2 separate regions of the Homo sapiens genome follow, and region 1 is linked to region 2. The links are chromatin contacts, found by Hi-C or POLR2A ChIA-PET in ENCODE. All regions are on one chromosome and are shown on one strand. The core of a region is the stretch at or near the end of the contact, and the rest is flanking DNA. Distances in the headings are between cores, read along the strand shown. Region 1 has its middle 17 kb from the start of DNASE1. Region 2 holds the start of OR1F1 (olfactory receptor family 1 subfamily F member 1).

Region 1 (4,331 bases), core at 652-3,151, 450 kb after region 2:
ATCCTTACTCCTTTATAGGAAAGGAATTTATTTCCCTGTGGCTTCTCTCAAGATTTTCTCTTTGTCTTTGATTTTCTGTAGTTTATTGTATGCTTACATGTAGTTTTGTTCTGTTTTTGTTTTTTGCTATTTATCCTACCTGGTATTCTGTGAGCTCCCCAGAACTGTGTTTGGCATCTGTCATCAGTTTTGGAAAATTCTCAGTTCATTATTGTTTCAGATACTTTTTCTGCTCATTTCTGCCTGTCATCATCTTCTGGATTCCCATTATGCATATTTATGCCTTTCTAATTGTCCCACAGTTCTTGGATATTCTGTTCCATCTTGTTCATTCTTTTCTCTCTGAGTTTCAGTTTGGGAAGTTGCTACTGACATTTTTTTTCAAGCTCATTGATTCTTTCCTTTGACTGTATCTAATCGATGAATCCATCAAAGGCATTCTTCACTTTTCTTAGTTTTTTTTGTTTCTAGCATTTCCTTTTGATTCTTTGAGTCTTTATCTCTGCTGAAATTACCCATCTGTTTTAGCATATCATCTACTTTTTCCATTAGAGCCCTTAGCATATTAATCATAGTTGTTTTAAATCAGAGTTGTTAGCTGTGATAATTCTAACATCTCTGCTATTTCTGAGTCTGGGTTTGATGCTTGCTATATCTCTTCAAAGTCTGCTTTTTAATCGTAGTATGCCTTGTAATTTTTTTGTTGAAAACCGGACTTGATGTACTTGTTAAAAGGAACTGAGGAGGCCGGGCATGGTGGCTCACGCCTGTAATCCCAACACTTTGGGAGGCTGAGCGGGGAGGATCGCTTGAGCCCAGGAGTTCAAGACCAGCCTGGGCAACGTAGAGACCCCGTCTCTACTAAAAATAGAAAAACTAACTGGGCATGGTGGCACACGCCCGTAATCCCAGCTACTCAGGAGGCTGAGGCACGAGAATTGCTTGAACCCGGGAGGTGCAGGTTGCAGTGAGCCAAGATCATGCCACAGTACTCCAGCCTGGGCAACAGAGTGAGACTCTGTCTGGGGAAAAAAAGAAAAAAAAACAGGCCAGGCACAGTGGCTCATGCCTGTAATCCCAGCACTTCGGGAGGCCAACGCAGGCTGATCACTTGAGGTCAGGAGTTCGAGACCAGCCTGATCAACATGGCGAAAGCCTGTCTCTACTAAAAATACAAAAGTTAGCTGGGCATGGTGGCAGGCGCCTGTAATCCCAGCTACTTGGGAGGCTGAGGCAGGAGAATCGCTTGAACCCAGGAGGCAGAGGTTGCAGTCAGTAGAGATTGAGCCAGTGCACTCCTGCCTGGGTGACAGAATGAGACTCCATCTCAAAAAAAAAAGAAAAGAAAAGGAAGTAACTGAGGAAAATCAGCCTTTGGTGTGAGTTTTTTAGTTTATCTGGCTAGGCGTTAGGCTCTGTCTGCTGTTTGCTGTAACTATAGGTGTCAGAACTAAAATTTCCTCCTGGGTCTGTTTTTCCTTCCTTGGGTTTCCGTAGAGACTTCTTAAATAAAGTCTGAGATATGCAGGTTTTTCCGTTCTATTCTCTTGTTATTATATAGGAGCCCTATTTATGTGGTGGGAAGGAGGGGAAGTGTCCTAAGTCCTGTGACTAGGTCTCAGTCTTTTTGTGAGCCTGTGCCCCTGGCCTGTGACTTTTACCAGCACTTCTCAGTTTGGGGTTTTTGCCTCCTTAGGTGAAACAGGAAGGGAGAGGGGGCTGGAGTTAGGCCCTTTCTTTCCTGCCTGTGGAAGGCTTAGGGGTGCTTAAGTTGGGTCAACCTTTCCCTTAGGCTGATGAGGATCTTATAAAACCTAATTAAGTTAGGCTCTTGTAAAATAGTTTCCTTTGAGGACAGGCCTTGTTAAGAACAGGAAGCTCTAGACATAGTCCACATGGCTGCTTTCCCCCTCCCCCGCCAGAAGTATGAGAGGATCTTTCTCTGATCTTGACTGTGAGAGTCTGGTAGGGCTCATGGAGGTAAAGTCCACATTGAGTCTCCAGCAGTTCATGAATTGCTGTGTAAATTTTCCTACCCTCGTTTCCACTCCTGGGCTCCTGCTCAGGTAAGCTCCAGTTCACCCTGTTGACATGTCTCCTGTGTCGGGGGCAGTCATTTGCCCTGTAACTTCAGTTCTCTGATGCAGCTAAAAGGGGTTGTTTGCCAGTTCAGTGTTGTTTCTTGTAAGGATGGTAGTGACAACTTCTAAGCTCCTGACATGCCTCACTGAAGAATGAAAGTCCTTTGCCTTCATTTTTTAATGATATTTTTGGTAGATAAAAATAATTCCAGTTGACCAGTTTTTGTGAGTGTGTGTGTGTGTGTGTGTGTGTGTGTGTGTGTGTTTTTCCCAGTACTTTAAAGATGTTACTTCTTTGTCTTTCCGCTTACAGCAGAAGTATCATGTCATTCTTACCTATATTTATCAGTACATAATATGCTTTTTAGCTTAACTGCTTTTAAGACTTTTTAATTTAACACTGGTTTTCTACAACTTGATTATGATGTGTCTTGGTGCAGTCTTCTTCAGGTTTATTTTGTTTGGGTTTTTCTTTTTTTTGAGGCGGAGTCTCGCTCCATTGCCCAGGCTGGAGTACAGTGGCGCAATCTTGGCTCACTGCAAGCTCCGCCTCCAGGGTTCACGCCATTCTCCTGCCTCAGCCTCCCGAGTAGCTGGGACTACAGGCGCCCGCCACCACACTCAGCTAATTTTTTGTATTTTTTAGTAGAGACGGTGTTTCACCGTGTTAGCCAGGATGGTCTTGTTCTCCTGACCTCGTGATCCGCCTGCCTCGGCCTCCCAAAGTGCTGGGATTACAGGCGTGAGCCACCACGCCCGGCCTCTGTTTGGGTTTTATTGACTTTCTTGGATGTGTGAATTGACAGTTTTCATCATATTTGGGAAATTTTGCTTATTTCTTCAAATATTTCTGTCTCCTCTTTGTTTTTCTTCTAGGACTTCCAATTATGTGCACATTAGACAGCTTGATAGTGTCCAATAATTTTTTCTCTCTGCCTTATTTGAGTAGTTTCAATTGCTATGTCTTCAAATTCATGGATCTTTTCTCTTTCAGTGTTTATTTGGTGTTAATCCCATCCAGTGCATCTTTTCATTTCAGGTTTTGTTTTTACTGTCTCTGGAAGTTCCATTTGGATCTTTCTATATCTTCCGTGTTCTCATCATGCTCATGTTTCCCTTTACCTTCTTAAATATATGCCGAACTATTGTCCTTGTCTGCTAGTTCCTTTATCTCTGTCGTTTCTAGGTCAGTTTCTATTGACTGTGTATGGTTATAGGTCATATTTTCCTCTCTTTCTTGCATGTCTGTTATAGCAGTTATCAGTTTATTGCGTCTCAACTCTAAATCCACCCTTCATTGCCACTTGTGATACTGGAACATTTCTCCCTTGCCCCATGCTGGTCTTTGTCAGTGGAAAGCGTTGAGAGGAAAGGGCATTTCTTGGTTCTTTGTGCTTTGCTTACAGCTGTCTGTGACATGAGCTGGTATGTGGGACATATAGGGTGCTCAGGCAGCTTTCAGGCAGGTCCCATAGCACCCCAGCTAGCCGCCTGGCAGCTTTCTGGTGAGTTCAACAGCACCCCCACACCAACCCCCCGGCTTTCCAGCACTCCTCAAGCAGCCTTCCAGCTCACTGTGTTAGCGTCCTCGCACGTGGTTCTTGGCCCTCAGTTCTGTCCTGGGACAGCCCAGTCGACGTCATCATCTAGTGCGTGCTTTTGATCACACCCTCTCCTAGGTCTGAATCCTTCCCTTAGTTACCTCCCTTTACTCTAGGATGTTCTGTGGATTTCTCTTTTGTTCCCTCTTAGTCAACTCCCTGTAAATAGTTAATAATTCTTATGCTAAACTTCCCTTGTTTAAGCTACCATGTGGTTTCTGTCCCCTGGTGGGACCCTGACTGATAGGCCCGGTTATTTTTTAAATTGGATGCTGAATATTGTGAATTTCAAATTGTTGGCCAGGCCCGGTGTGGTGGCTCATGCCTGTAATCCCAGCACTTTGGGAGGCTGAGGCAGGTGGATCATTTGAGCTCAGGAGTTCAAGACCAGCCTGGGCAACATAGTGAGACCCTGTCTCTGCAAAAAATGAAATAAATTATTGGCTGGTGAATTTTGTTGAATTCCTTTGAATAATGTTGGGTTTGGGTCTGGAATGCAGTTAAGTCCCTTGGAAGCAGCGATCCTTTAGAGACTTCTGAACTTTTCAGTGGGTCCAGTGCTGCTTTAGTCTGCAGTTGACTTAGCTCTATTACTAAGGGTGATGGCCTTCTGCGGAGTCTACCCAATACCCCACGAATTAGGAGATCT
Region 2 (4,669 bases), core at 1,137-3,636:
ATCAAATGTAGAGAACAGGCAAATGCGTGGAGACAGAAAGCATACTAGTGGTTGCCAGAAGATTGGAGGAGGGAGGAACAGGGAGGACTGCTAATGGGTACTGCATCTGTTTTGGGCTGATGAAAACATTCTAGAACTAGATAGTAGTGACTGTTGCACAATCACATGAATATATAAAAACCACTCAATTACACACTTTAGTGAATTTTATGGTATGTGTAGTATATCTCAATTATCAATATACTGAGTCAAAGCATATGCCAAAATTGGAGAATTCAGACATATAGCTATTCCCCACTGGCTTCTGTGGTAAGGCTATGAGATAAACTAGGCCTAGAATGGAATTGATGCAGCGGGCAGTTCAGAAAGTGGGGAAAGAAACTTTGCTAGTGAGGTGAGTGGTTTTTCATGTTTATTGGCCATCTGTGTGTGTGTGTGTATGTGTGTGTGTGTTTGCTTTCCTTTTTCTGTGAATTACCTGTTGGTGTGCAAAGACAGCTGTTTACGTGGTTCTCTAGCCAGACTTTCCAGGGCACTTCCTGGCTGTGTGAACTTGAACTAATTCCTTAACCTTTCCAGGGCTCCAGTTGTGTCATCTGTAGACATGAAGATAATGGTGTACTCCTCGTGCATCTGCTGAAAACAACATGAGGCTGGGTGCAATGGCTCACGCCTGTAATCCCAGCACTTTGGGAGGCTGAGGCAGGCGGATCACCTGAGGTCAGGAGTTTGACACCAGCCTGACCAAAACAGAGAAACCCCGTCTCTACTAAAAATACAACAATTAGCCTGGCATGGTGGCACACGCCTGTAATCCCAACTACTTGGGAGGCTGAGGCAGGAGAATCTCTTGAACCCAGGAGGCAGAGGTTGCGGTGAGCCAAGATCACCCCATTGCACTCCAGCCCGGGGAAAAAGAGCAAAACTCCGTCTCAAAAAAAGAAAGAAAGAAAACAGCATGAGTTAGTTCATGGAAACCAGCAGAGTCTAGTCCCTATTCAGTAACTGACGAGAATGAGCAGTTGGACTCTATTCTGTTTCCTTTTTTTTTTTCTTTCTTTCTTTTTTTTTAGACAGGGTCTCACCCTGTCAGGCTGAAGGGCAGTGGCGCAGTCTGGGCTCACTCTAAACTCCATCTCCCGGGTTCAAGCGATTCTCGTGCCTCAGCTTCCTGAGTAGCTGGGACTACAGGCACGCGCCACCATACCAGGCTGATTTTTGTATTTTTAGTAGAGACAGCGGTCTGGCATGTTGGCCAGGCTGGTTTCGCATTCCTGGCTTCAAGTGATCACCCGCCTTGGCCTCCCAAAGTGCTGGGAATACCGGCGGGAGGTACCGCGCCCAGCCTCCTTCACTTTTCTGTGACTTCCAGAGCAGACAATACATAAGACACCGGGAGAGATGCCTGCAGGTGAGTAGACAGGGTTCTCCTTGGCTTCCTTTGAGTCTCAAGGAAGTCACTGAAGCAGCGGGCCCAGCTGCCTTTTACGCCTCACGCCAGCCTCCAGACACACCCATTGCACCATGTACTGCTACTTGGCAAACTTTGTCACGGAAATCCAATGTTTCCAGTTTCTGGGTCCCGAAACTCTTCCCATGCAAGCTCTAGGACAATCTCTTTTTCTCCAGTCTCCACTTCAAGGCTCAGTTGTTTTCCACCTATGGCCCTTAGGGCCAGCCCGAGGCTACACTTGCCAGCCAGAGAGGCTGCGGCAAGCAGCGTTTATGCTCCATAGTCCCAGGTGAGGAAGACGAAGCCTTTTTTGTCATAGATCTTCATTTCTTTTCTTAAATGTCTTTTAAAAATATGCCTATGTAATTTTTTAAAGGATTCGAAATCTATGTAGCCCAGTAATAAGCCCTTAGTTTGTAACTTCGATTGTATTTTCTTTGGATTATCATTTGCCGTTTTAAAACCTTGGATAAAATCTGTGTATTTCCTTTATGATTTCTGACATCTCTATCCTGCCTGGAAATCCTTTTACCTTAGTAATAGGCAAATGCACCTATATATCATACCAGCACGACATTGAAACCACCAGCTCATAACCTCAGCGGGTAACCTTGTTGGTTTACCCAGCAGGAGTAAAGCCTGCCTCGGAAATCTGAGGGTGGCCGCGAACCCACAAGTCAAGATTCGCAGGTGCGCGCGCTAAGGACTGAGCTATTGGGGCGATGGAGAGAGTCTCGCTCTGCGTCAGGGACGGAAGGACGTGTCCCCCACCAGAAAAAGGAAAAAAAAAAAAAAAAAAAGAAAAAAGAAAAAAGGAAGCGGCGGCTCGTTGGTCTAGGGGTATGATTCTCGCTTTGGGTGCGAGAGGTCCCGGGTTCAAATCCCGGACGAGCCCCCTTTTCCTTCTCTTTTTTCCCATTTCGCATTTTCAGCAAGGACAGGAGACTAGGAAGGCGGAGGGAGGCTGCTATTGGCAGGGCCTCAGTGGAGACCTCCCGGGGTCCCGGGACGCAGACGGACGGGCCTGAATCGCTCGCCTTGGTGAAATGGGATCCAGCGCTGCCAACTGCGGCAACTGCGGTTAAAGGAGACGACCCCGTGCAGCAGGAGGAGGTTATTTAGAATAAGGAAGAATGCGCCGGGCTCATTGGTCGCTACAGGGGCATAAATTTTTTCTAGGATTCCAGAGTATGGCTGCTCCAGTCCCAGGTGAGCCCTCCTCCGCTTAAAATTCCAGTTTATTCGGAGAAGGGGAGAATACCGGAAGCGGGGGAGAAGGGAGGGGAGTGAGTGAGAGGAGGGAGGCGGGGAAGACCGGGCATCCGCGGGCAGCACTTCAGTCGGCCCTGGCGGGGTGGGGGTCTCGGCCCTTGTCCCCACCCCCAGACCCCGGGGCCTTCCCACTGAGAGCGAGGGAATTCGCGGCTTTGATCTGGAGGGGACAGGGAGCCCCTTTTAGCCCAGATCTGCTGGATTCTCGGGAGTCAGGTGAAATCTGGATACAGGGAAGGGCAGAGTGACAGTAAAGGGTGCCCCGGAACCGATGCCCGACGCCTGCTGCCCCACGGCCTTCATTCTTGCTCCTCCTCACGTCCTGGGGACTGGAGGTCCCGCCAGCTCCCCCCAGTGAAGGGCAAGGGGGCGCATCGCAGAATCGCCCCTGGTGCGCAGCGTAGTTGGTGGCCTAAGCCGTCTTCTCCGAGAGCTCAGCCATCCTGGGCACTTGAGGCCAGGCAGGCGCTGCGGGGCTGGTTCAGTCGATGGAGAAAAGAGACTCTCAGCGTCAGCCTTTAGGGTTCGAGGCCCACGTGGGAAACTCGCTTTCTGGGTTTTGGCTTCCCTGGGGAGAAGGGAGGACCGGAGCCGGAGAAGCGTGAGGTGCGGCGAGGTAGGGTGCCTGGTAGCTGGTGTCTCGTGCACTCCGTCAGGCCTTTATTGAACACCCATTGGTGCCACGCTGAGGGACTGCAGCGTTTCCAAGGCGAGCTTGCAGTGATCGAGGCTCGCAGACCCTCAGCGCAGCCGCTGCCTGCTATTGGGAGGTTCCCATGTCCTGCGGAAGCTGGAGCTCCTCACTGCGCGCCTCGGAGACGCCGAATCCCCAACTCAAGGCCGAGTGGCGGTGGCGGGCGAGGACCCAGGGCCCTTCTGGATTGTGGTAGCGCCAGGGCTGCTCCCCATTTTGTGCGTCGCGGAGGAGGGGCCGGGGCTCTGGGCTTCCGCCACACCCATCCTCACTTGAAATTGCCCCTTCCAGGCGGGTCTGAAATAAGATTCTACTCACTGGGTCCTGCTGGGTCCGCCCCAGCCGCCCCCAGGATGCTAGGACGCCCACAAAGATAACCTTAATGCGTAAATCGTGTGGCTCGTTGGTCTAGGGGTATGATTCTCGCTTAGGGTGCGAGAGGTCCCGGGTTCAAATCCCGGACGAGCCCGGCTTTTGGTGCAGGGTAAAAGTCGTTTCCTGCTCTTTTTTAGATTCGGCTCGACTTACAGACCTCAGCGCAGGACGTGGACGCCCTGCAAAGGTAATTTGTACAAAGGTCTCAAGCTATGTTGACGCCGCCTACTATCCCACTACCTCTTCTTAAAATTCATCTAGAGTCCTGTCACCAGTGTTGCCAGAGCCCTTTTGACAAGCTATTTTTTTTGTCGTTTGTTTGGTTTTTGGTGGTTTTTGTTTTGTTTTGTTTTGTTTTTTGTTACTTCTGGCAGTGCAAACTCGAGGCACCGAAGAAGAGACAAGTCCCTATATACAATAAGAGCCGAATCTTCACAGTCAGACGCCTTAAAAGGTCCAGCCTGGGACTCCCACCCACTATCCCCGGTTCTAGCAGTCGCAGTCTTAATGAGAGAGTGAGCCAGGCACTCGAGCAGTGGAGATAGGCTATGGGTGTTTGCGTCTGGGGTCCAGAGACCTCTCCCTCCCCACATCCCGTCACTCCTCACCTGCGTGTAGCCTCTTGGGGCTCCTCTGCTCCCCTGTCCTGGTTTTGGAAGGAGTACGGACTGAACCCTGGAACCCGGGTACCCCGTCCTGAGTCCCAGCGCCCACCAGGACTGGGGCCTCCTCTGGTCTACTCTGAGGACAGATTCTATTGGCAGGGACTTCATTTTTGTTTGGGACGCTGGGTTTGAGAACGTGCTATGAATCAAGAATCAAAGAAATTTACAAGGAAAATGGACCCAGCACAAGGAGGCAGGGAGGCAGGGCTC

The links. Hi-C counts contacts between places; a loop is a spot of excess contacts on that map. ChIA-PET counts read pairs that join two places held with the same protein, here RNA polymerase II (POLR2A). Pooled maps may share reads with other maps.
Region 1: a pooled map shows a loop between it and region 2 (2.5-fold over the local background). The contact joins the enhancer-like site here to the promoter of OR1F1 in region 2. A Hi-C loop is called at or near these places in 1 of 37 single-sample maps with no recorded cell type and 2 of 50 pooled maps. POLR2A ChIA-PET finds 5 or more read pairs at or near these places in 2 of 52 experiments (PC-9 and WTC11).

Annotation. Positions count from the first base shown.
Region 1 is chr16:3,635,795-3,640,125 of GRCh38, forward strand. It overlaps a transcript of DNASE1 not described here. Among named protein-coding and RNA genes, the nearest start is that of DNASE1, 17 kb to the right of the region's middle. RefSeq lists an enhancer at 1,816-1,865. Within about 2 kb of position 1,902, at least 9 of the 41 ENCODE cell types and tissues checked have a DNase peak (open chromatin) inside an H3K27ac peak, as active enhancers do.
Region 2 is chr16:3,185,818-3,190,486 of GRCh38, forward strand. It overlaps OR1F1 (olfactory receptor family 1 subfamily F member 1), which reads left to right and starts at 2,387. Exons shown (of 4, transcript NM_001370640.6): 1 at 2,387-2,662; 2 at 3,932-3,981. It overlaps TRP-TGG3-5 (tRNA-Pro (anticodon TGG) 3-5), which reads left to right and starts at 2,277; the gene lies at 2,277-2,348. TRP-AGG2-8 (tRNA-Pro (anticodon AGG) 2-8) reads left to right here and starts at 3,817; the gene lies at 3,817-3,888. RefSeq lists a silencer at 3,786-3,945.